3 separate regions of the Mus musculus genome follow, and all the other regions are linked to region 1. Evidence: chromatin loops called from intact Hi-C (ENCODE). Cell type or tissue: heart. All regions are shown on one strand. Each heading gives the region's core, and the rest is flanking DNA. Links, peaks and the distances in the headings are about the cores only.

Evidence for each region. Hi-C counts contacts between places; a loop is a spot of excess contacts. Peaks named below come from ENCODE experiments on the same cell type or tissue, not always from the same donor. Only the 100,000 strongest peaks of a DNase experiment are listed, where the experiment ranks them.
Region 2: it touches region 1 in a loop (2.9-fold over the local background); 2 of 42 quality-filtered maps call a loop at or near these places.
Region 3: a loop joins it to region 1, with 2.4 times the contacts of the local background. A loop is called at or near these places in 7 of 42 quality-filtered maps.

Annotation. Positions count from the first base shown.
Region 1 is chr2:161,173,520-161,181,497 of GRCm38, forward strand. No RefSeq gene overlaps it. Among named protein-coding and RNA genes, the nearest start is that of Chd6, 68 kb to the left of the region's middle. In heart, for the core only: a CTCF peak has its summit at 4,448; a DNase peak (open chromatin) is centred at 4,412; H3K4me3 peaks cover 1,200 bases; H3K27ac peaks cover 743 bases.
Region 2 is chr2:161,043,508-161,051,485 of GRCm38, forward strand. The region is part of intron 3 of Chd6 (chromodomain helicase DNA binding protein 6); the gene reads right to left. Among named protein-coding and RNA genes, the nearest start is that of Chd6, 62 kb to the right of the region's middle. In heart, for the core only: no CTCF peak of the experiment used is centred there; no DNase peak of the experiment used is centred there.
Region 3 is chr2:161,086,131-161,094,108 of GRCm38, forward strand. The region is part of intron 1 of Chd6 (chromodomain helicase DNA binding protein 6); the gene reads right to left. Among named protein-coding and RNA genes, the nearest start is that of Chd6, 19 kb to the right of the region's middle. In heart, for the core only: a CTCF peak has its summit at 4,281 (motif pointing right); no DNase peak of the experiment used is centred there.

The sequences.
Region 1 (7,978 bases), core at 1,513-6,512:
AAGAGGGAGAGACAACCCAAGTGGCAGTCAACTCGAGAGTGGTGAAACATTTGTGGCATATTCATGCAGGAGATATGTGAGGCGGAGGGATAGAAACTGCTGCTGTGTGAGTCTCTGGGGACAATTCTCAAAACACACTGTTTAGCGAGGTGTCACAGCTCATGCCTATAACTCTAGCACCTTGTGAGGCAAGAGAATTGTCATGGACAGTCTACGCTATAAAGTGAATTTGAAGCTACCCTGGGCTATAGAGTTACCTCTTGCCTCAAAATAAAACGACAAAAACACACACTAAAACATCAAAAACATATGATGTTTAATTTTAAACGTTTCAGAAACTTTAAAACAACCTTTATAAGACTTAGAACATGAAATATGTGCTTGAGAATGTAGACAACTCTTGTGAAAGTATCAAGAGCTATGTATGCTTAGGACAGACACACCCTTTTCAGGATGTCGTTTCCTTTGGGAGGAGGGAATGAAATCAGGATGGAGCTTAAGTACAGGTGAAATGATTTTCCTTTCTCCTCCTCCTCCTCCTCCTCCTCCTCCTCCTCCTCCTCCTCCTCCTCCTCCTCCTCCTCCTCCTCTTCCTCCTCCTCCTCCTCCTCCTCCTCCTCCTCCTCCTCCTCCTCCTCCTCCTCCTCCTCCTCCTCCTCCTCCTCTTCTTCTTCTTCTTCTTCTTCTTCTTCTTCTTCTTCTTCTTCGTTTTAAATTAGATTATAATAATTACACAAAATAATGGGTTTCATGACATTTTCATGCAGATGTATAATATACTTTCATCATTTTCAACCCCAACTCTACTCTCTTGTTAAAGCTTTGCTTCTTGAAGTAAGAATGGACAGCAGTCCATTCTTGTATGCAACCTGTGTTCTTTTTTTTTGTTTTGTTTTGTTTTTTCAAGACAGTGTTTTTCTGTATAGCCCTGACTGTCCTGGAACTCACTTTGTAGACCAGGCTGGCCTTGAACTCAGAAATCCACCTGCCTCTGCCTCCCGAGTGCTGGGATTAAAGGCGTGCTCCACCACGCCTGGCCTGGGTTCTTTTTAACTTTATTGATTTATTTATCTTTTTTGAGACAGGGTTTCTTTGTGTAGTTCTGGTTGTCTGGAACTCACTCTGTAGAACAGGTTGTACTCAGAGACCTGCCTGCCTCTGCTTAAGTGCTGGGATTGAAAGAGAGTGTCATATGCCTGGCTACATCTTGTATTCTTACTGTTCAGGAATGTGGAAGTGAAGGAAAGAGGAAAGAGGAACTGGAAAATAGAGTATAGGAGATATCTATATATCTATATATCATTACACTCACAGTTGACCTTTTAAACTAAACATTATAACTACTCAAGGAAAAGTCAATACTATAAAGCAAATATAAAGTTTGAGCAAAGGAGTAAAATGTACCCTACTCCTTTGAAAATTCCGTTTTTAGATGCTTTATTTTTGTACTATTCAAAATATGGTGCTCAGACAAGTGTGGGTTGATGAATTGGACTGCCATGAACTAAATATAAAATTGAGCCTGAGTGTTTTGGAACTTGCACTCCAATTCTAGAGTGATTTTTAAATTTAGGTTGGGTCTACTAATTTAAACGTGGGGCTATATATATAATATTTTTCTAGAAATATTTATTTTGGTTTTCAAAAATGTTTGTATGTAATGAATTGATACAACTTAAAAAAAAATCAACTGATTGTGTACAAATAGCTTGAGGTGCTGTCTTCAGGTTTTATTGGTGAAGAGACACCATGATCATGGCAACTCTTATACAGGAAAATATTTAATGGGGGCTTGCTTACAGTTTTAGTCCTTCGTCATCATGGAGAGAAGGATAGCAGCATGCAGGCAGTCTTAGTGCTGGAGAAGGAGCTGAGAGTCCTATATTTTGGGCCCAACTTGAGCATATGAAAGCATGTCTCCACAGTGACACACTTCCTTCAACAAGGCCACACCTCCTCCAATAAAGCTGTACCTATTTAAATAAGGCCACACCTCCTAATGCTGCCTTATGGACCTATGGGGGCTATTATTATTCAAACCACCACAAGTCCATTATTCTATTTTATTCAAAATTGATGTCTATGTGATTTACTTTTCTATGATGTATAGATTTCCTTATTCTTTGGGAATGTTGAGCTCAACTACTAAAATATTAATTTTGTGTGGGATTCCAAAATTGTTCTGGTTTGTTCCGGATATTGCCTTGTATATATAAAGATCTGGCTATTCTCTGCATGCGTTTCCCCCAGAGACCTGTGTAAATGTAGTTGTAATTTCCTGTTCTTGAACAACTTGCCTTTAAATTTAGAATCAGATGGTACAGCTACATGTAGAGGGGCAATAAATTAGAATGCATTCAGAGCAACGCCTCTTGTGATTAACTACTAACTCACCACTTTATTCTGCTTTCTTAATTATATAAAATATCACATGATGTAGGAAAGTGATATAGAAATGCTTAAAGACATTTGAGAGTCTTTAAATATTTTCTCTTTGTATGATAAGCAGGCTTCATGCTTCAGGGGAATGCGAGTTACACATTAATAAAACATCATCATCGTATGAACAAAAGGAAGCTAATCTTGTCTCCAGTGCTTGGCAGCATACTTCCTGAGAAGTTTCAGGCTGTGTAGTCACCATCATTGCTTTATAGCCTGTATGACTGCGGTGGCCCAGTCTGCTTGGGAGTCAGGCACTACAGAGGTGGTGCAGTCGGGGATTCTAATATGCTTGAGACTATCAGTTGGGATGTCTTTTTAGGCTCAAGGAAGAAAAGAAACTTCTTTTTAAACATTAAAATTTGAAGTTGGATTACGTATTGATACACCTGCCACTAATCAAGGGAATTTGGGGAGGGGGGCTAAAATCCTTTAATTTTATAAAAATCTGGGGGGAAAAAAACCATTGCTCATGCTTGGCTTTTCATCAGAAACAACCATTCTCTATCATCACGCTTTGGAAGAGGCCTCACCCCTCCTCCCCATCCCCCAAACTCATCTGTTTCAATGTATCATTCGGGAGTCGGCTGCTTTTCTCTCCGTTTCTTGTTTCTCTATGTATGTTGTGTTTCTTTTAAACTTTAATATTTTTTCTCATCTCACCCAGTTTCCAGTCTAGTTTTACTTTGTTCTGTCTTTCCTTCCCGTGCCTTTAGAGGACAAATGTGAAGTGTAAGATGTGATGGAAGTCAGCAAAGACAGGGTTTCCACAGCCTGTGTTACTATGGTTCTCAGCAGCCGCTCTCTCCGTTCACATTTACCTTCCTTCCATCACAGTGACCACCAACAGATGCATGAAGTAAGGTTTTTAAAAATCTCTCCAACCTGGTTGGTTTAGCACAGTATCTTATTGTGTCCTGGTTTACATTTTCCTGGTGATAAAATGGTCACTTCATTTCTTCTTCTGTGACTTATCCTTTACTTAATTTCCCCCTCAGTTTTAATTACTGATTTATAACTTATTTACCTGCCCACTGTACTCTGGGACATTGGTTTCAGTGTTATCAACATGTTAGATTAGGTACTGCACTTTCTGCACGAGGAAAACCTAGCCTACTCAAGTCAGGTTATTGTACTACTAGGTGTTTGGCGTTCCAAAAAGGTATTGAGGTATGCACGGATTCCTAAGATCTAGGCAGACTAAGGGGCAAAATCCAAGAGGAAACTGATAAATGTAATGGATTTAGGCCTTTCACTTTTGTGAAGTCAGTCACACACAGTCATGGGTAAGACTAAATGGTAAAGTGAGAACAGGTAGTGGAAAAGTTCCCGAAGACAAGGCGATCTGGTAGACCATTAATGGCTTCTTCACTAACGTTATAAAGCAATTAGAGCGTCTCCATAGCTGCTACATAGGCAGCAGCTGTTAAAACAGCACGAGGAGGTCCTATAGAGTCTGTAAATTATGGAGAGTCGGGACTAGAGAGACTATGCAAATGCGGAATGGCCGAGGAGCTGAGGAGGCCGATCTAGAAGTCCAGTCTAGGCACTGGTGGATGCCACTTGCTCTGAGCCCAGGATCTACTTACACTCACAGTCAGGTAACAGCAGACGGCGGAGATCATGTGATTCAACCTAACCCACCTCTGTTTTTAAAAGCGCATTCCCCGGATTCCTAGAAATCGTTTTGAAAACTACATTTCCCAGAAGAGCTTGCGGCTTTTAGTTCCTCTAGAGGCGAGCAGTGCGTGGTTTCCTCAGAGCCTTTAGGAGCATGATAGACTGTGAAGAAGAGTAAACTGTTTTTTATTAAAACATCTCACTTTTAAGCAGGGGAAACAAGCTGGAGCCTTTGCTCAGAACCAATTTGCCTCGAGGCCCCCTGGGAAATGTAGTAACTAACGTTGGCTTGTAGTTCTGTTGCGCCCTGGTCTTTTTGCTGCAGCAGGCAGAGGCAAGAATCACTGCAAAAGATTGGTGGTTGTCCACGCTGGTTCCTCCCTTCCGCCAGAAGGCGCTGTGGAAGAACATCTGCGGGTAGAGACAGGATGTCCCAGAGCAGGGGTTTTCCTTCTATCCATTAATCTTGAGCGTCCCCAGGCTTGGGTTTCTAGTAATCACCTTTTAGAGAGACTTACTAAGAAATAGAAAAACTGTGTAAAATGAGCAAATAATGGCCCTAAGTTACGCCCGCAACACTTGCTGTTCTTGGGAAGCGCTGTGCACATGAGATGGGGAGAAGTCATTTTAAAGTAAAGAATTGCAGTAGGCAGTAACTCCCGCTGTATTGGAGAGGTGGCTTGTCTTTCAGATAGGTATCCCTTGGGTGTTGTCCCCAGCCCCCCAGGCTTGGAAAACCTCCATTCTGCCAAGCTGCAGCCGTGTGGTTCTCAGTTTTCTGAGGGATGAATAAAGAGTTATTGGCCTGCCCAAGCTAGACAGAAGTACAGTTAGAACTCCGCACTCTCTGAACTAATCTGGCCTCATACCTGCCCAAGGAGCTATCTTTTCTCATTGTGTTGGCTGGCACATTGTTATTTTGAGCCTTGATTTTCCTAGCTGTACTGGCTCATTTATTAAGTACTTATTGAAAATGTAACCATGCTGTCAGGTATTGTGGCGGTGCCTGGGACAACGCTGAATGACCTCATCTACATGGAATTTACAGTCTAATGGAGAAGGCAGACACCACATAATATAAATAAGAAAAATTAAATATGATAAGAAAGAAGTAGGATGCTTTAGGAGAGAATAGTGGAAGACATGCATTAGGTTGAGATCAGAGAGGGAAATTACTTGATCTGAAACTTGAAGGCTGAGAGAATGGGAGGTTTTTATTTTTATCTTATTTTATAAAAAATATTTTAATGGCAGGGTTTCTCTGTGTAGCCTTGGCTATCCTGGAACTCACTCTGTTGATTAGGCTGACCTTGAACTCACAGAGATCCAATTGCCTCTGCCTCCCAGTGCTGGGATTAAAGGTGTGTACCAGCACACTGGGCTGAGAATGGAAATTCTTAAGTAGCCAACAAAGGAGTAGTCCAGGCAGAAGGAACACAAGTGCAACCTGAGCCAGCAAAGAGTTTGATGGTTTGCTGTGACTCACAGGAATCCATTGAGACTGGAGCAGTGAGTAGGCTAAGACTAGAATAAGCAGAAGCTGGCCTCCGTCTCTCCATCCTTGCCTGTTGATGGTTAATGCCTTCAGATGTGCCTGTGAGGGAGTTCCTAGATTGGTGTAACTGAGGTATAAAGATCCAGCCTTAATGTGGGCTGCACCATGGAGGTGACTGTGGTCCTGAGCCACGTAGAGAGGGAACATGAGGTGAACACCAGCATTCATCTTTGCTTCTTGACGGCAGATGCAACTCACACTCTTCATCTTGAACCTTCCCTGCCACCATGGACTGTACCCTCAAACTGTGAGCCCAAACCAACCTTTCCTTCTTCCTTAAGTCACCTTTTGTCAGGTATTTTGTTAGAGCGATGAAGAAGCAAACAACCTATTGCCTCTTCTAAACTAGACAGAGACATTCTCAACACTCACCATGACGGTTACAGTTTCAGTGTGGAGTATCCCCAGAGGGCTCGTCTGTTAAAGGCTTATTTCTCAGTTAATAGAATTTAAGGAAGGAGCTACATCCCCAGAGCTCTGACTAACCAGTGGTTTAATCCCTTGATTAAGAATACAACATTACCGAGACGTGGTTGAAACTGGCGGGTGAGTCTGATTTGAGACAGGTCCTCAGGGGCAAGTTCTTGGGAGTTATATCTCACCTCTGACTCTTCCTAGGCCTCTCTCTGCTCCTCAGACACTATGAGGCAAGCATCTCTGCTCCCTCATGTCTTTCTCCATGATGCTCTGCTTCACCCCAGGCCTGGAAGCATGGAGTCAGCTGACCGCAGCCGGAGCTTTCTTTTTTTTTTTTAAGATTTATTTATTTTATGCATATGAGTACACTGTAGCTGTCTTCAGACACCCCAGAAGAGGGCATCGGATCCCATTACAAATGGTTGTGAGCCACCATGTGGTTGCTGGGAATTGAACTCAGGACCTCTGGAAGAGCAGTCAGTGCTCTTAACCACTGAGCCATCTCTCCAGCCCCTCATCTTTTTCTTTTACATTGTTTCAAGTCTGTGTGAAACTTTGTAACAAAACATTGTCGAACACAATGATTTTACTGCTTCTTTAGAGACTCTTTGACCCTTACATATTTTATTTTAGATTCCTTGGCTTGTGCCTTTTAAATCACTGATGGGCAAGCCCTCCCCTCTCCTGCTTGCTATTCACACTTCAATTCAGTCGTTATGTCTTGGCTTAACTATCACCTCGCTGTGCCCTTCTCCCTGTAGGTTCTCAATTGACTTATCATCCTTCCACTATATAATTACTGGTTTGTACACTGATCTCTCCCACGAGGAGGCAACGGATGTCTCCTTTCAGGGATGTGTTTTCTGTCTCTGTGAGATGCAGAATATAAGCTAGACAGTTGGAATTTTTGCAACAAAAATCCATTGAGAGAAAGAGTGGAATAGTTAACCACATCTTTCACCTGGCCCTTGATGAGAGGGTGACTTGTGGTTTCTGTCCACAGCAGGTTAGAGATTGGTATCTTAAAGAGCAAGGAGGTGGGGTGGCCTCAGTGGTGTAGCTCAGTGGTAGATTGCTTAGGCATCTTGATAAGACCTGGCCTCCATTTTTCATGAACACAAAACAACAAAAGGAAGGCTGGAGCGATAGCTCAGTGGTTAAGAACACTGACTGCTCTTCCAGAGGTCCTGAGTTCAATATCCAGCAAGCACATGGTGGCTCACAACCATCCGTAATGGGATCTGATGCCTTCTTCTGGTGTGTCTGAAGACAGCTACAGTGTAATCATATAAAACAAATAAATGAATCATTAAAAAAAAAAAACAACAACAACAAAAAGAAAAGCAAAAGGGTGAAAACAGAAGAGTCACTTTCACCATGAGTCAGATACTGTCTCATCTTCTGTCTTATGTAATTCATCTAACAATTGTAGGGCTTAGCTCCTTTTTGCTGGATAGAAAGCTAGTATCTACTTGTGTACCCAAAGACTACCCAAATAGTAATTGGGAACATAGAACAGGACTCTAGGTCTATCCGGACAAGGGTTAAACCTTACAATGTTACCTGTGTTCCTCTTGCTCTCATTTGGACATTTTTTAGGCAGAACAGAAACCTGAAAGTTTAAAGACTGAATTTCAGATGCTGTCAGTCTTTGCTGTGTCCCTGGACATCACTCCTGGAACAATCATGTAGCACCTCTGTCACTTTCAGAAGAAATTCAGTGACTCAAATCGGTCTCTGTTTCTGTCCGTATGTGAAACACCCAGAATGTCTGATAGAACCTAAGAGGCGGCACGTCCTGGAAAGAACATTCTAGTGCTGTTTCATGAACCTCTGAGATGACTGACAAGTTCTGTCTCCGTGCTCTATGGCATGGGAAGATCTGAAAGCCCTACGTAAGACAGCATCTCTAACTCTTCAATAGTTTCTGACCTCCACGTGTTTCTA
Region 2 (7,978 bases), core at 1,756-6,755, 130 kb before region 1:
CTCAATTAAAGCTTTCATTTTGATTCTGAAAGCCAGAATATCCACAATTATCAGTTTTAAACTTAAGATAATTTAAATAGGGTCTGCATTGCTTGTAACCAAGAGTTCTGAATAATACAAAGTTCTAACACTCCCTGTTTAACAGCACTGGAGACTGAGCAAAGCAATCTTACTTCTATAATCCTACCTTTTTTAGCTTCTACCTAGAAAAAACTAACTTGTAGGACAGGGAAGGAAAAAGGAAGGCATAAGTTTGTGTGTGTGTGTGTGTGTGAAAATAACCTATTTTAGCAACAAAATGAAACTTGATTCTATAATAAAACATGTATCTACTGTAAGAACACACCCACTATGCATTTATAATATACAAGGAGTTACCAACATACAAATTATATCAAAGTCTAAACCTATCTCTCTAGTGTTCTACATGGCTTCATGAACTAAGATTTTTGGGAATCTTTACTTCCTGTAGTTTTTATTAGATGGCTTTCCAAATAGGCACAACCACAATATTAAATACTGGATAGACGGGATTTCTTAAACTGCTCCCCTAACCCCACCTGGGCTCCCAGGTGTTTTTGAGAAGCACATGTTAGAGTTAGTGCTGCTCTGGTGATGAACGGGTACATGATGTGTCACAGTGCCACACGATACAGGTCTTACATCACAGTGCCATACAATAAAGTTCTTATATCACAGTGCCACACAATTACAAGTCTTACATCACAGGGCCACACGATTACAGATCTTATATCACAGTGTCACACAATTACATGTCTAACATCACAGCACCACAATTACAGGTCTTACTACTCTGTGCCATCCATTTGAGGTACTGAAGAGTATATCTATCAAAGCACATTATTTCAAGTAGTTCCTCATCCCATTTAAAATATTAAAACCGTCCAGGCAGTGATGGTGCAGTGAAAACTGTTGCCTTAGCGGGCAAGAATGAGCTACAATCATTAAACCAAGGACAGCTCCTGACCCTGGTCACAGCATCCATTGACAAGCAGAAGTTACGGACTCCAGCACGGGACCATTATTCCACTGTAGAAACAGCTCCTAAGAATCTCAACCCAGCATCCCCCCAGGCTTTGATACTCCCACAAGTATGCTGCCAAAATACAGACACTACCCTGAAATGGCTCATTTGCACATTTCATTCAACTTTCATAGTACCCACATTTAATTCCATCTATAAATAGAGAACAGATTTGGCACAGAAAATAAGGACACTGGTTAAAAGGCACTTGTTTTGGGTACAGATGCAATCTGCTGTAGACAAAATCGAGCCAGATCTGTGCTGTCTTGGAGGCTTTAACTGTTAAATCTGCACCAATGAAACAAAGACCAGCATAAGTTGGAAATAATATAATCAAAACTGAACAGAATCACAAACGTCTAAGATGAAGATGCAGTGTTTTAACAATTAAAAGCAACTAAAAATAGAAAACTTAGTTTACAGAAGGGTTTCTCTTGTACAGCGAAGGCAGTTCTATGCACTGCATCCTGCTTCCGACAACAACCCAACTCAGACCTTTCACCAGTCAGTCACGCTTGACTGTTTAAGCAATAGCTCCTGAAATCTTGATAAGGAAATCACTAAATTCAGATCTTCATATAACTTAGCCTCTCGGTACTCAATGTATTTTGTTGTTGTTGAATTTTTAATTTGGGAACTGTTAAAAAGTGCCATGTTTTACTATGTAACTCGGGCTAGCCTGGCAATCCTCCTGCCTCAGCCTCCAAGGCCTAGAGTTACAGGCATAACCATAATGCCTAGATTCAGATGCTGATGCTTTAAATTTTCATAAACTGCTTTCTGAGAGTTCCTTATTCATATGTCACACGACAGTTGGTGCAGTGGTATTTAAGCTATCTCCAAAGTCTGTATTGTTACAGTCCTGGGGTTCCACGCTTTCTAGGAGAAACCAACACAGATGAGAAGGCAAAACTTTTAAAGTGTTACTAAGCTTACAAAAATCTGCTCTAGGTTGACAAAGCAAAACAAATTGGGAGAAAGGCTGAAGCAGAGAATGGGGGCTAAGCAAAACAACCACAACACCTCCTCTTTTTTAGCTTTTTATACTTAGCTAATGTTAAATACATAAATGTATGCCTGATCCCCACAGCCCACCATGATGAAATTTCATTTGGGAGTACAATTTTCAAAGGATAGTTAAAGAATCTGCTACACTTTTAGGACTACAATTTTCTTAGGGCTCCTCTTAAGAAATGATCTCTGGAATGTAGTCAGAGAATTCCTTTTCTTAAGACGCTATCCCAGCTTTCCCTAGACACAGCAAAATCTGAGAGCAGGAGAAAAAGGTGGACAGTCCTCTCCGTGGGCCAGCACACTGATTAATTTCTTGCTTTTCAAGGATAAAGAGAGACACTCGGAGGTGAGAACACACACTTTGCAAGCATGATGATCTGGCTTTGAAGCCCCAGAACTCACAGAGAAAGGCAGGCATGGCTGTGCATACCTTTAACTCCAGCATTTGGGGACAGAGAAAGGGGGCCTAAAAGGCCAGATAGAGTTCAGTGAGATAACCTCCACCTCAAGTCAACACGGCAGGGAATGATAAAGGAAGACATTTGTCATTCCACTCTAGTCTCCACGTATGTGTGCACAGGTATGTGTACTTGGGACACTCAAGGACATATACAACATGCACACACACACACACACACACACACAGAGAGAGAGAGAGAGAGAGAGAGAGAGAGAGAGAGAGAGAGAGAGAGAGAGAGAGAAATGAGTCATTCTGACATGCAAAATTTCAAAGCTAGGCTCTTGCCTTAACCAACAACAGATTCATATCCAAGTTTCTACTAGTAACCTCTAACTTGGTGTGATGGTTTCTATACTTGGGCCAGGAAGTGGCACTATTAAGTAGTGTGACCTTAATACCCTCATCCTAGCTGCCTGGAAGCCAGTATTCTACTAGCAGCCTTCAGATGAAGATGTAGAACTCTCAGCTCCTCCTGCACCATGCCTGCCTGGATGCTGCCATGTTCCCACCTTGATGAAAATGGACTAAACCTCTGAACCTGTAAGCCAGCCCCAATTAAATGTTGTCCTTATAAGAGTTGCCTTGGTCATGGTGTCTGTTCACAGCAGTAAAACCCAAACTAAGACAGAAGTTGGTACTGGGACTGGGGTATTGCTGTGATAGGCCTGACCATGCTTTTGTTTGGAAGAATGTGAATTTTGCAACTTTGGATTTGGAAAGCAGTTGAATGCTTTAAATGGTGCTTAATGGAAATCTCAGAAGAGACTTTGAAATTTGGACTTTTAACTTTGTTGAGACTGCTATAGACTATGGGGGACTAAGTTGGACTAAAATGTATTTTGCATTATGGAATGTTTAGGTATGGTCCCCATAGACTCATGTATTTGAACAAGCCTATGGGGGCCAGGAAGTGGCACTATTAAGTGGTGTGGCCTTGTTGAAGTAGGTGTGTCACTATGGGCGTGGGTTTAATACCTTAGTTCTAGCTGCCTAGAAGCCAGTCTTCCACTAGCAGCCTTCAGATAAAGATGTAGAACTCTCAGCTCCTCCTGCACCATGCCTGCCTGGATGCTGCCATGTTCACACGTTGAAGATAATGGACTGAACCTCTGAACCTGTAAGCCAGCCCCAGTTAAATGTTGTCCTTATAAGAGTTGCCTTGGTCATGGTGTTTGTTCACAGCAGTAAAACCCCAACTAAGACACTGAGTCTTAAAGCCTGGTCTCTTGTTCAGGAGCAGACAATCTAAAGAGCTACACACAAAGTCTTCAGGTACTCACTTCCTTTGTATTGAGTAGGAATCCCAGAAAACTAGAACACTGGACAAGTTGTGCTTTACAGAAAGAAGCAGACATCTTCAAGAGGAAGTCTCTTAGGAAAAAGAAAGTTCACAGGCACATGAAGATAAATGTAAGATGCAAAAGCTGCCATTAAGAACAGCAGCACCTATTATACCATGAACTGTTCTCTAAAGAAACCTTTCTCAATTGCTAAAATCTGGCTTCCCCCAAGGAACTGGAGATCTCTCATCAATTTCATGATTCCACAGGATCCAACAGCTTTTTTCATATGTGTTTACATATGTATAGCACTGTGTGTAAAATTGTACACACATACCTGTTATGTTTCCTTACAAAAGTAATCTTAATCCTCCTTGGGATAAAAGTACAATAATAATAATATTATTATTAATAATAATAATATAAGCAAGTTATAGTAAATGAAATTTTAAGTTCAGAGTCAATGACAAAGCCAAACAACTTCTTGGAGGGATTTGTCTTGCTTAGGCTTTATATCCTTAAGGGGGTCAACAAAACACTCAAAACAATCTGGAGAAAGGAGGAAAATATTGTTTAAAGACAGCTTTCCCTACTCTGGAGTTTTGGATTCTTATCCTGAAAGCTCTAAATATAAATCACTATTAATATCAACCTTTAAAAAGGTTGGTAGATACTGCAGTCACTATTTAGCTCCAGGACACACTCAATTGTTGCTTTCTGCCTCTCAAAGCAAATGAAATCATTAAAAAAAAAGAGTTGGAATCATTTTATTCCGTCAAAGAAGACCACTGAGTATGCAAGGTCTGTGGAAAAGGGGCTAATTCCTACAAATTTTTTTGATAAGGGATCTTCTACTTTCCTTTTTGACCTTAGTCATGGAAACCTGAAGATCTGAGAATGAGGTGCATCAGTCTGTTGTCCTGGACAACTCACTTATCTTTTATTATTATTTCTTAAACATTTTATTTTTTAAATTATGTGTATGGTCTGTGCATTTGAGCACAAGTGCCCAAGGATGAAAGAAGAGGCTCCATATCCCCTGGAGCCTGACTTACAAGCAGCTGTGAACTGTCTGACATGGATGCTAGGAACGGACCCAGCATCCCCTGAAAGTATAGAGTATGAGCTTTTAACCTCTGACCTATCTCTTTATTTCAGAACTATCTTTAATTATAAAGCAGAAACACCACCAAATATTAACGAGTTCATAGGTATCCTATATAAATCTTATTTTGATGGAGAAGTGTTCTTGAATATGATTAAATTCAGTATGTAGAATACTGTGCTTGTGTCTTACAAATTTCTTGGTGATCAGCCCCAAGGGAATAAAGGACATAAAGAGATGGTGGCCCTGATCTCAGGCTTTTAACTTTCACTGAGGAGACAAGCAAACCATACTTATACCAAAACCAAAGCTAGCCACTGAGAGGGCCTGCTACAGAGTCAATATGCAAGACAAAAAATTGGGGAGGCCTGAGTTTACAATGTATACTGGGAAAGAGTTCAGACAAACCACTTCTTTGTGGGGCTCCAGTTCCAAGAATGCAGTATGAGAGGATTGAACTAGATCCCATTCAGTCTTCTGGGATCTAAAGCCTGTAATTTATAATGGAAGCTCTAAGTGCCACAGAAGTTCAGAAGGGGACACACAAGCACATTCATTTTGGGGAAGCTCCAGGGAAAAGCTGGGTTTTGCATTCAGACTTGAAGATTGGAAACAAGTCAGGATATTTGGGGGAAAGGGACATTATGGCTGATACAGCAAGAACAATCTACAAGAAAAACAGGTACTCTAAAGGGTTAATGAAAACAATCTAGCTGGCTGGCAGATTGTTTCCAGGATTAAAGAAGGGAGGGGTCAGACCTCCAAATTTTCAAATAAGGGAAAAAAAAAAAAAAGAAAACAAGTTTGCTCTGAAGTTTGCTCTGTGACAACCAGAAGTTTCTATGCAAACATAAACAGACTGAAATGAAATCCTCTCTTCTTCTTCTTCTATTTTCATGAGAAAACATGCTTTACTTTTCAAAAGGGTACAATACTGGAAACACACTTTTTTACCTGAAGACCTACCTGACCCCTGATTACAACCACAAGGCAATGTGAGTTCTTTGACTCAGTTTAATCAATCATAAAGCCGATTGCTGCATGTCCATCTTTGTTGGCTATTCCTCAGCTGATTTGGAATCAAGACAGGAAAAAGGGTTTGATTTAACACTACCATTACTGACTGTCAGCATAAATGAGGCACGAGCAACGCTTCACACAGAGTGGCTGGGTTGCAGTAGTAAGAAGGCCTGAAGGAGAAGAGGCCGAAAGTCTATAAATCAGTCGCCAGGCTCCTGCAGTAATCCAGGCAAGCAGTGAATCATTTATAACCATCAAGTATTACCCAGGGTTAAAATCAGTAACTGCTCGAATAAAAATAAGTACTTGAGCCAATTTCCAAAAGTAAATCACACACATCATAATTATTAACTTTTGTTTCTTTGTTTTTTGAGACAGGGCTTCTCTGTGTAGCTCTGGCTGTCCTGGAACTCACTCTGTAGATCAGGCTGGCCTCGAACTCACAGAAATTCACCCACCTCTCCTCCTGAGGGCTGGGATTAAAAGCATGTACCACCACTACTCAGCTAAAGAAAAAAATTTCAATATGTTGTCATAACTAAGAACTGGTTGACTGGAATTATTAAGGGAACTGAAATAATTTTACAGAGAAAGAAGAGGAGAGGAGAGGAGAGGGGAGGGGAGGGGAGGGGAAGGGAGGGGAGGGAGAGGGAGAGAGAAAGTGGGGAGGAGAAGGAGGGAGAGAGAGAGAAGGGGAGGGAGGGAGGGAGAGGAAGAGGAGAGGAGAGGAAAGAGAAGAGAAATCAAAGGTTCAAAGCCCTCTCTGGGCTACACAAAAGAGTATCAGTACAAGTTAATGGCCTACAGCCCTAAAGAACAGACAAAGCCTGGGTCCCTATTTCTAAAGAGGTGGTCACCCTTATCTACCTGCCATTCTCCTACCAAGGGACATCTCTTGGATTTCTAAAGCTCAAGACTTCACTGTCCTCCATGTTAACAGCCTGCAAAAGGACAAGAACATCTCCAACCCACTCATTTATTCAGTTTAATTACATCAAAACCACACTCTTTTCATTTAATGCTGTAAGGTCTTCATTAATCAGAATCTTGATTTTGATACAACAGTTGATATTCAATTTTGTTTCGTGAAACAACTCCCTATTTTCCTAAAATAGAATTTATAATTTATGTTTACATATTATTAACTTGTTTGATATCTTATATAATGTCAATATGAACTTTAAGGAGCAGTCATAAAAATGTCAATATAAGAGCCCACCAGAATATGGGTGAATTTAGGTAAGTACTCTGTGTCCTCCAAGTCAGAGGACAGTTTTCCAAGTCACCCCAATTCTCAAACACTCGCAAGTCACTGTGGTTTTCTGTTAAGACTAAAATAAGTAACTCTACTAATCTGACTTTCCTTCTTCAAACATTCCTTTACCTTTAAAAAAAAAAAAAAAAAAAGTAAGCTCCCCAAAACAACATACAAGGGAAATGATTGGCAGAAGCAAAAATTACCATACCATCCTAACTATGTATTGGCGATCAGAGTATCCTTCCAATGTTAAATGAGAACTAAAGCCTCTAAGATTTTCATTAGTCTGGATACCGATTTTACCTGCCCTTCTAAGGTGGACAGTATTTTATAGCTACTCTGTCAGCTCTTGGATAGATAAAAATGAAATCCCGGGGGGAGTGAATATTATATATATAATACAATATTTAAGCTTAGATTAAGAATTACCCGTCGGGTCCTGACAAACTGTCCTTCCGAAGAGGAAACCAGTCACAAAGCAAACTTGAAGTTGCACTTAAAATCCTTTCTAAAACATACCTCCGTGTTCTGACCCGAGACAGACAGATAAGTGACAGCCTCATTATGCGTGTTCTCAGCATTCACATCAACCCCTAAGACTTCATGGTCTGACAGGAAAGAGAGACAGACACCTTGCCTCTATATTCACACTTCAGAAACTTGAGTTCTTTGAGTTAAGGCATATACATTCTTTTTTAATTTTTTTCAGAAAGTCTAAATACAACGCTATGCAGAAGTAACTGTATACAGACAGCAAATATTAACTCCTGTGTGAGGAGTGCGGCTGCTGCACGTT
Region 3 (7,978 bases), core at 1,756-6,755, 87 kb before region 1:
GCATTAAAATTGTTATAAATGAATTTTAAGCTGTCCACGTTCTTCTATAAACTGTTTCTTCCCAATTCTTTGTCTGGGGAACAAATATAGAACGTTAAGGATGAGCTAAGCTTTCTTTTTCTAGTGGTCTCTCCACACAGACTTTCCTATGAAAGAGGTTGATTCTGAGACCTCTTGATGTAAGGCTGGGTCTTGAAAGTAGGAAAAAACATTGGATTGTAGCCCCCCAAATGCTAAAAGGAGACTGCTCCGTCTGGAACCTGTCAAGTGTTAATGCACACAGTGCACTTAACAATGCAGAAAGACTATCACAAGCCTTCTGCATATTCATGTCCACTATTGTTGAGGCAACCACTTATAGGCACTGAAAATATAAAGACATCTCTCTTCTTCTAATACATATCTTGATGTATCTAGTTAAACAAAATAGGCCAATCACAGCTGCCAATGGCTAAACACACTAACCAACAAGAACATGACATTATTAGAGAAAAAGGTACCTGTTGGGTAAAATATTCTCTTACATCTGAAACAGAATGCACCAAGGGAATAAGCGTTGAAGTACTATGAGTAGGAAGGAGAGAAGTTTAAAGCTGATTCAAGCCTGGAGAAGCTATGCAGGGCCTTGCGTATGGCCTGGATAAGTAAGTTGAACATGAAGAGAAGACCAATAGGATAAGGCAGCCAATGAGTAAGAAAAGGAGAGTAGAGCCAAATCGTAGGGATCTTTGTAAACGTCAAAATGATTACTACCTTCCTTAGAGTTGCTCCCACCTCAGGATGATGGTATCAATCAACTACTGCAATAATAATGCTAAAAATCTGACCAAGAATTTCAGTTGCATACAAATAAAAACTTGACATTCACTTAGGTTCACTCATCTAAGTCAGGTTAGTGCTGCTGAAAGCTGTCTGCCATAAAGTCTGTGCTCTGTGGTCTGACAATGAGACCCAGGCTGAAGGGACTATAACTATTATCTCTTCATGGGGACTACCATGGCACTGATTTAAGGACAAACCTACGGGAGAAGTACACCACATACCTCTGACTTATCTCATCCACCACAGCAGTAAATCAAATGTACAGGCCTAAAATCAAGCAGGAAACTACTCCAAAAGAATGTTAAGAATAGAATTTGATCTACTATATCACACCCACCACTTTTCAAAGCTAGCCAGGTTTAATCCCTGCTCCTTGTAACCGAAAGACTCAAACTACATTGTAGTGATTAAGACTCCCTGAACTAACTCCTACTTCCTGATATGATATTGTTTGGACTCTCATCTATCTTTCTCCCCTGAAAATACAGGATATGAGCTATAAATTATCAATGTAAAAGGTAAAACAAACAAAATAACAAAAACTAACACAAAAAACCTTATAACTAAAATGGTAGTAGGGGGATAAACCAAGCAAGGACTTCCACCAGAAAGCTGCTCTGAACACTCTGTCAGGAGAGTCATCAGTCTCCTGTACTGTGATGAGTCAGAGGACACCCAAGTTCAGTGCTGTTGAGAACATAAAGCACCTTTATGGTAAAAACAAACAAGACTACTATTCTGAGTGGGATTCTCTATTTAGGTTTTTTCTTTCTTTTTTTAAATTAATTAATTAATTGATTAATTTTATGTGAGTACACCAGAAGAGGGCATCAGATCCCATTACAGATGGTTGTGAGCCACCATGTGGTTGCTGGGAATTGAACTCAGGACCTCTGGAAGAGCAGTCAGTGCCCCTTCTCTCTAGCACCCTCTATTTAGTTTTTAAACAAGAAAAAAAAGTCATGTACGTCCCTCCACACCCAAGAGAAAAGGAGGATAAAGTCAAAGTGAGGCAGAGGGTAGAACAAAATGCCTGAAAATAAAACAGAACAATCCAGAAAGCTAAGGTAATTTTCCAGGAGACAAGGAAGTTTACGGTCTTAAACAGAGACTTTTGAGAAAGACATTTTGTTTCTTTAAAGAAAAAGTAATATTCTCAGTACATTTTTGAAGTATGATCTATTCCAAACAACGAGCTTATTCCTTTCTAAAAGAATCAGCAAAGACTCACTGAGCCCTGTTAAAGAAATATTAATCAATCCTCAATAAACTGCCAAGCAAATTATAAACACAAAAAATACATATAAACACAAAGAGCAATTACAATTACTTTGGACTGTTGGTTCAAAGACTTTAAAATAATCTAAACCCAGACTGTCCTGGCAAAAAATCTAATTCAGAGCTAACTAAGCTGTAATTAAGAGAATGCAGAGGCAATGGCACAGCTTGGGCATGAGAGGGTTGCCGCACTAGAACACCTGTGGGCCATCATTTCCCAAGAGTACCCAACCTGAGCCAACACAGCATATTAAGCTCTCGAAGGTTCTCAGAAGCTGCAAAGTTCTAATTCCAAAAGAATTTCCTATCAGTGCCTGTGGGTAAACAAAAACGATTATTGCTCATGCTTGGGCACCTAAAGCCTCTCTCCTGTTACCAGGGAACTTAGGGAGTTACAAACAACTCAAGCAGAGTCCCTTTATCTTCAATGGAAACAACTTTAAGAAGTGACTATGTAAAAGTTTTGCATATCCTTATTTCTTTTACTAAAAAAGTATTGCCTTAGAGGTAGCAGAAACCCCCTTACTCCTAAACCTCTCTTTGTGGCAACTAAAACTCAAAAATCAAAATAACTTAGAATCCTATAGAAATGTTTTCTTACCCCAAGGAGTATGTGGGCCGAGACGATCTGCTTTAATTGTGTATTCAATGTCTTCATAAGGTGAATGCCAGACTGTGTAACACTGCCCAAAAGGGTTTCAATGGTGAAAGAAGGGGGTACGATGTGCTGGCTCAAACAGACTGATAGTGAAGTTAGGAAATTACCTCACTTGTGGTGCCCACCAGCCTTCATGCTTCTCTTCTCAGGGTACTGAGGGTTTGTGTGGATAGTCCTGAGCCACTAGGAACTCTGAGATGATGGTTAAGAGTGCGACCAGCATCAGCGCCCAGGTGCACACAGACTGGCCACAACACTGCTCTCTTCTCGCCTCTCCTTTAGCCTCCAAGAGTCTGTCTCCTCACGGCAGGTTCTGATACATCATCCCCAAAATGCCTAAGTTGAAATCCTAGGCCCCAGAACTTCATTGTGTGATAGTCAGTATTAAAGAGACAATGCTAAATGTTAAATCCATTTATGTTAAAATGGATCAGTGGGTCCATCCAAATCCAATCTAATCCTTATAAAAAGATGACAGGTTCTCAACAGACACGAACAAGGAAAAGACCATGAGAAGACAAACAAAAACAGCTCTCACTCAAGCTGAGACTTCCTAAGAAAGCAACCCTGCCAACACACACCTTGATCTCAGACATCAAAGCAGTCAGAAGTATGAGGTACCCAGCCTGTGGCATTTTGTTATAGCATCCTTGGCAAAGTGATGCAATGAAGAATGTATTTGGTATAAAATCCAGTCGATGAGAGAAGAAATGCTAACATATCCAATCTTAGGGGATTTTTAAAGCATTAATGGAATATCAAGACATCTCCATTTTTGGAGGGAAAAATGTTCACAGCTTAGCCTTATCTTGTCCACCACAACAGCACTTCCAGAACCCCATCCTTTGCTCCAGTGACAACCCATATTAACATCCATTCTTTGCTTCTCCACTGTGTATATTCAGGGCCACTGGTTTGTTTTGGTTTGGTTTTTGGGGTGTTTTTTTTGTTGTTGTTTTTCGAGACAGGGCTTCTCTGTATAGCCCTGGTTGTCCGGGAACTCACTTTGTAGACCAGGCTGGCCTCAAACTCAGAAATCCACCTGCCTCTGCCTCCCAAGTGCTGGGATTAAAGGCATACGCCACCACGCCCGGCTTTCAGGGCCATATTTGAGGCTGCCTATGCTCCAGTGTAAGCAAAGGACAAACTTAAATACTAATGCTTTCTTCAAAAATTCTTCCTAATGTGACATTTCTGGCATTCTTATAATTCAACTCAATCTAAAATTGAATCACTTACTCTAGGTCCCTGGACACCTCACTGCTTCGTAGATTCTACCTGTACATGAGGTATATTACCTTTGGACAACCTGGGAAATTTCTCCTGTGAGACACACACACACACACAAAATTCCTCCTGTGACACACACACACACACACACCTCCAGAGAGTCTTCTGAAAACCATTTTTATGACTGAAAGTTGGTCAACAATTCATTGCTGTAACTCTTTGTAGAATGACATCGCTCTCCTCAGTTACACTACTACTGAGACATATGATATAAGCATTTCAAAACACTAGGGGGCGATATGGAACTTTAACAAATGTAAGCATTGGCTACGCCAAATATAAAGGTACACACCTTTAATCCCAGTATGTAGTAGGTTAGACAGTGAATTCAAGGCCAGACTGGAAACACTGAAAGAAGACTCAAAAAAAAAGAAAGAAAGAAAGAAAGAAAGAAAGAAAAGAAAAGAAAAGAAAAGAAAAGAAAAGAAAAGAAAAGAAAAGAAAAGAAAAGAAAAGAAAAGAAAAGAAAAGAAAAGAAAAGAAAAGAGGCAAAACAAACAAAATCCCAATAATATCAAGGTGGCATCAAGATCAGGTGGATACCTACAATTTGTTCCATGGAAATTGGAACAGAAGTGATTCCACTTTGGCTAGAATGTAGCTCAATCATTTTAAAGAATACTGAAAAGTAAGGTCATCCCTAGAGTCAGCATCCAGTTGCAAAGTCCTAATTCCAAGTGGTATCTATGTATGGTTCTCTAGGAAAATGCAGGAAAACCCAGTGAGGGTCAAGCAGGAGCAACTGTGACAGTCAAGGCTCACGACAGCTGCTTCTGTGGTAACTGTGGCCATAAACAAGCTGTTACCTCCTGGTGTCTGAGCTCCTTCCCTGAGAAAATGGAGGTAGAAACAAAACCTGTACTCTAACATGCTTAGTGCTGGTATCCTCAAGCACTTGGAAAAAAAAAGGTTTGCTCTTTATTTTACGACTCTGGGATGGGAAATGAAGGCCTTGGTTTTATCTGGTTCTACGCCTGCCTTTCTGGCACTGGGGCCAGACCCAGCCCGTCTTTCTACAACTGGACTTCTTGTTGCACAACCGAGTTCTCCTGGCATGCTCTAGGGAAGGTTTTTTTTTCCTCCCAATAAAACACCTCTTCTATGGACCCACTTTTTTCCATTCTCTTAAATGAAAACATTATTATTTTTCTTATATCATTCCCTCAGTGTCCTCTCTCTTGTCAACAGAACAAGGACAACGTAAAGTTGTAATAATGATGGCAAAATCAGCCTAATATACAAGTCCTGTGATGGCCAATCCTGACTGCCAGCTTGACTGGCGATTGGTGCAATACATTCTCCGTGTCTCTATAAGGAGTCTTGAGATGAGAAGACTCCATGAAGGCTCTGATGTAACTACTGGATTAATCCCTTGATGGATTTGTAAACCAATGGCATTACTGCCAGGTGATAAAAAGTAGAAGATATGACACAGTGAAAAGGAAGCAGGTCACAAGGGATGTGTCCCTGTGTACTCCCAACCTCTCAAAATGTGAGCTAAGACAATCCCTCGTGTCTCCCCTACCCGCTGCTTTTAGGAAGGAAAGGATGTGCTGCTGGCACGGAAGCTACAGAACAAAAGCCCCCTTCACCCAAGCACTAGTGCCTGCCAACTGGAGCAGCTTTATAAGGGGGTCTTTAAAAACAAAACACAACAAAATAAAATTCTATAGGGCCGGGAGATGGTCTCGTCAAGGACCTGAGTTTGGATCCCCAATACCCATGTAAAAAGTTGGGCATGGCAGCATCTGCCTATAATCCCAGCACTGGGGAACAAAGACTGGAAGAGCCTGGGGCTGTCCTGGTCACTTAGTGAGCCAGCAGTGTGAGTGCCAGGTTCAGTGAGAGACCTTGTCTCAAACATAAGGTAGAGGTATTAAGGAAACATGCAACAGCGATCTCTGGCCTCAATATGCACATGGAAACACAAGCGAAAGCTCTCTCGAACTCTCCCTTGTCATGAGTTCCCATACTACACAGCACATAATAAGTGAAACTGCCAGTTTATTCAAACTGAAGGTGTGTGCTGAAACTTTTGACCACCGACAATACTAAGAACAGTGGTTCAAGGTCAGGTTCCTGCCCTCCCTTCCCTTCTGGTAAAGACAAATGATCTGTAGAGCAGCTATGCCTGCCCAATAGTATTCTTCCTGATAGTTTTCATACTCTAGATTGGACCATAATCAGCATTTAAGTTAAAACCTGTATACAATTTGAAAGTGAGTTTTATACTATGCATACTTTAATAAAACTACTTTCAAGAGCTGGAGAACATATAGCCCAGAATGTATCATACAAATAGGAGGAATAAACAGTATCAATCTTTGCATTGGGTGGTGAGATGACTTAGAATTCAAAATATTTGCCACATAAATCTGACTTTCAGAACTCATGTAAGATGGAGGAGACAGGCATCCACAAGGCTGCCCTCTAAGCTCTACACATTGGCCATGGCATGTGCTCTTCCCCCACAATACAAGTTTTAAGAGAAACATGGTGGGTGTAACAGTGTATTTATTGATGTAAGTGTGGTCAATAGGTTACAAGCCTTAGCTTCAGTGGTCGGATGTAAAGAGCTTCTAAGTGGTGGAAAAGACAGCAGACTCTGGTCAGTTCAATCTGCAGCTTTTCACGACTCCAGCTTAATTTAAGCCGACACTCTGCCAGGGGCAACAGAGAGGGAAACACCAGTTCCTGAGGATGAAAAGATCTCATCCATACGTATCAAGGGAAAAACACACAGATATAGTGAACCTATGGCATTACATTTTCAAGAAGGCACAAAAGCCAAAAACATGGTCTAAAAAAGTACCCTGGGAAAGAAAATGAAGAGGAAAAACTTAAATGCCCACAATGTGGAAATGGCATGGCTGGTAAGGCACTGCCTGCCATGTGTGTGCACACATGTGGGAGTCCATGTGTCTGTGTGCACATGCACATGTGTGTGTAGACTAGGGGATAGGGGACTAGGAAGGGCAAGGTCTTCAGGTATAGGTCAGGTCTGGACAAATTCCATACTTCATTCCAACCTCAGGTCTAACAGTCTAGCCACTTTCTAGTTTTTATGGAAAGATGCTGAGCTTGGTTGTGCTTAAGGGACAGGAGAATGGAGCTGCTTTGTATGAACGGAATTAAAGTTTGTATCAGAGAGGAAACAGGAAGTAAGATACAGGCTTACAGTCATTGAGATTTAAAACAAGAAGGAAAAAAGTCTCTTTCACAAGTATAAAACTACGTAATACAAAGGAATATTTTGAAGCGGATAAAAAAGATAAAAATTTAAAAATAAAAACAATAAAACTCCATAAACTATGTATCAAAAACAGGCCATGATAATCAGTGGTCTTCAAGAAGTAGTGGAAAGCTGGGCTGGAGAGATGGCTTAGCAGGTAAGGGCATTTGTTGTTCTTGCAGAGGACCCAAGTTCAGTTCCCAGCATTCACATGAGTGCCCACAACCATCTGTAACTCTAGTTCCAGGGATCCAATGTCCTCTTCTGACTTCTGCAGGCACCAGGAATGCACACAGTGTACATACATACATATACATACATACATACATACATACATACATACATACAAAACACTCATACACATAAAATAAGTCTTTTTTAAAAAAGGTGGAAAACTTCTCATTTCTAATGAGGACTTAAGAGTCAGCTATGAAAATCTTTCCCCAAAATCTTGATAATACTGCATTTTTTAAAGTTAGGTACACAGGTGATTCAATAGTTTTAATCCGAAACTGGAAAATAACTTAAAACAAAGCCTCTCCCTGTCTCAGGAAGACCTGAACAAACAAGTGTGTATGAGATCTAAGTTTCCACTTGAGAATTTTGTCTCCATTTTCTAAAGTTAATTCTTGGCCTGCAGCAGGGAGTATGGAAAGACAGAAACAAGAAAGGAAGAGGAGAAAGCTAAACCAGACCAT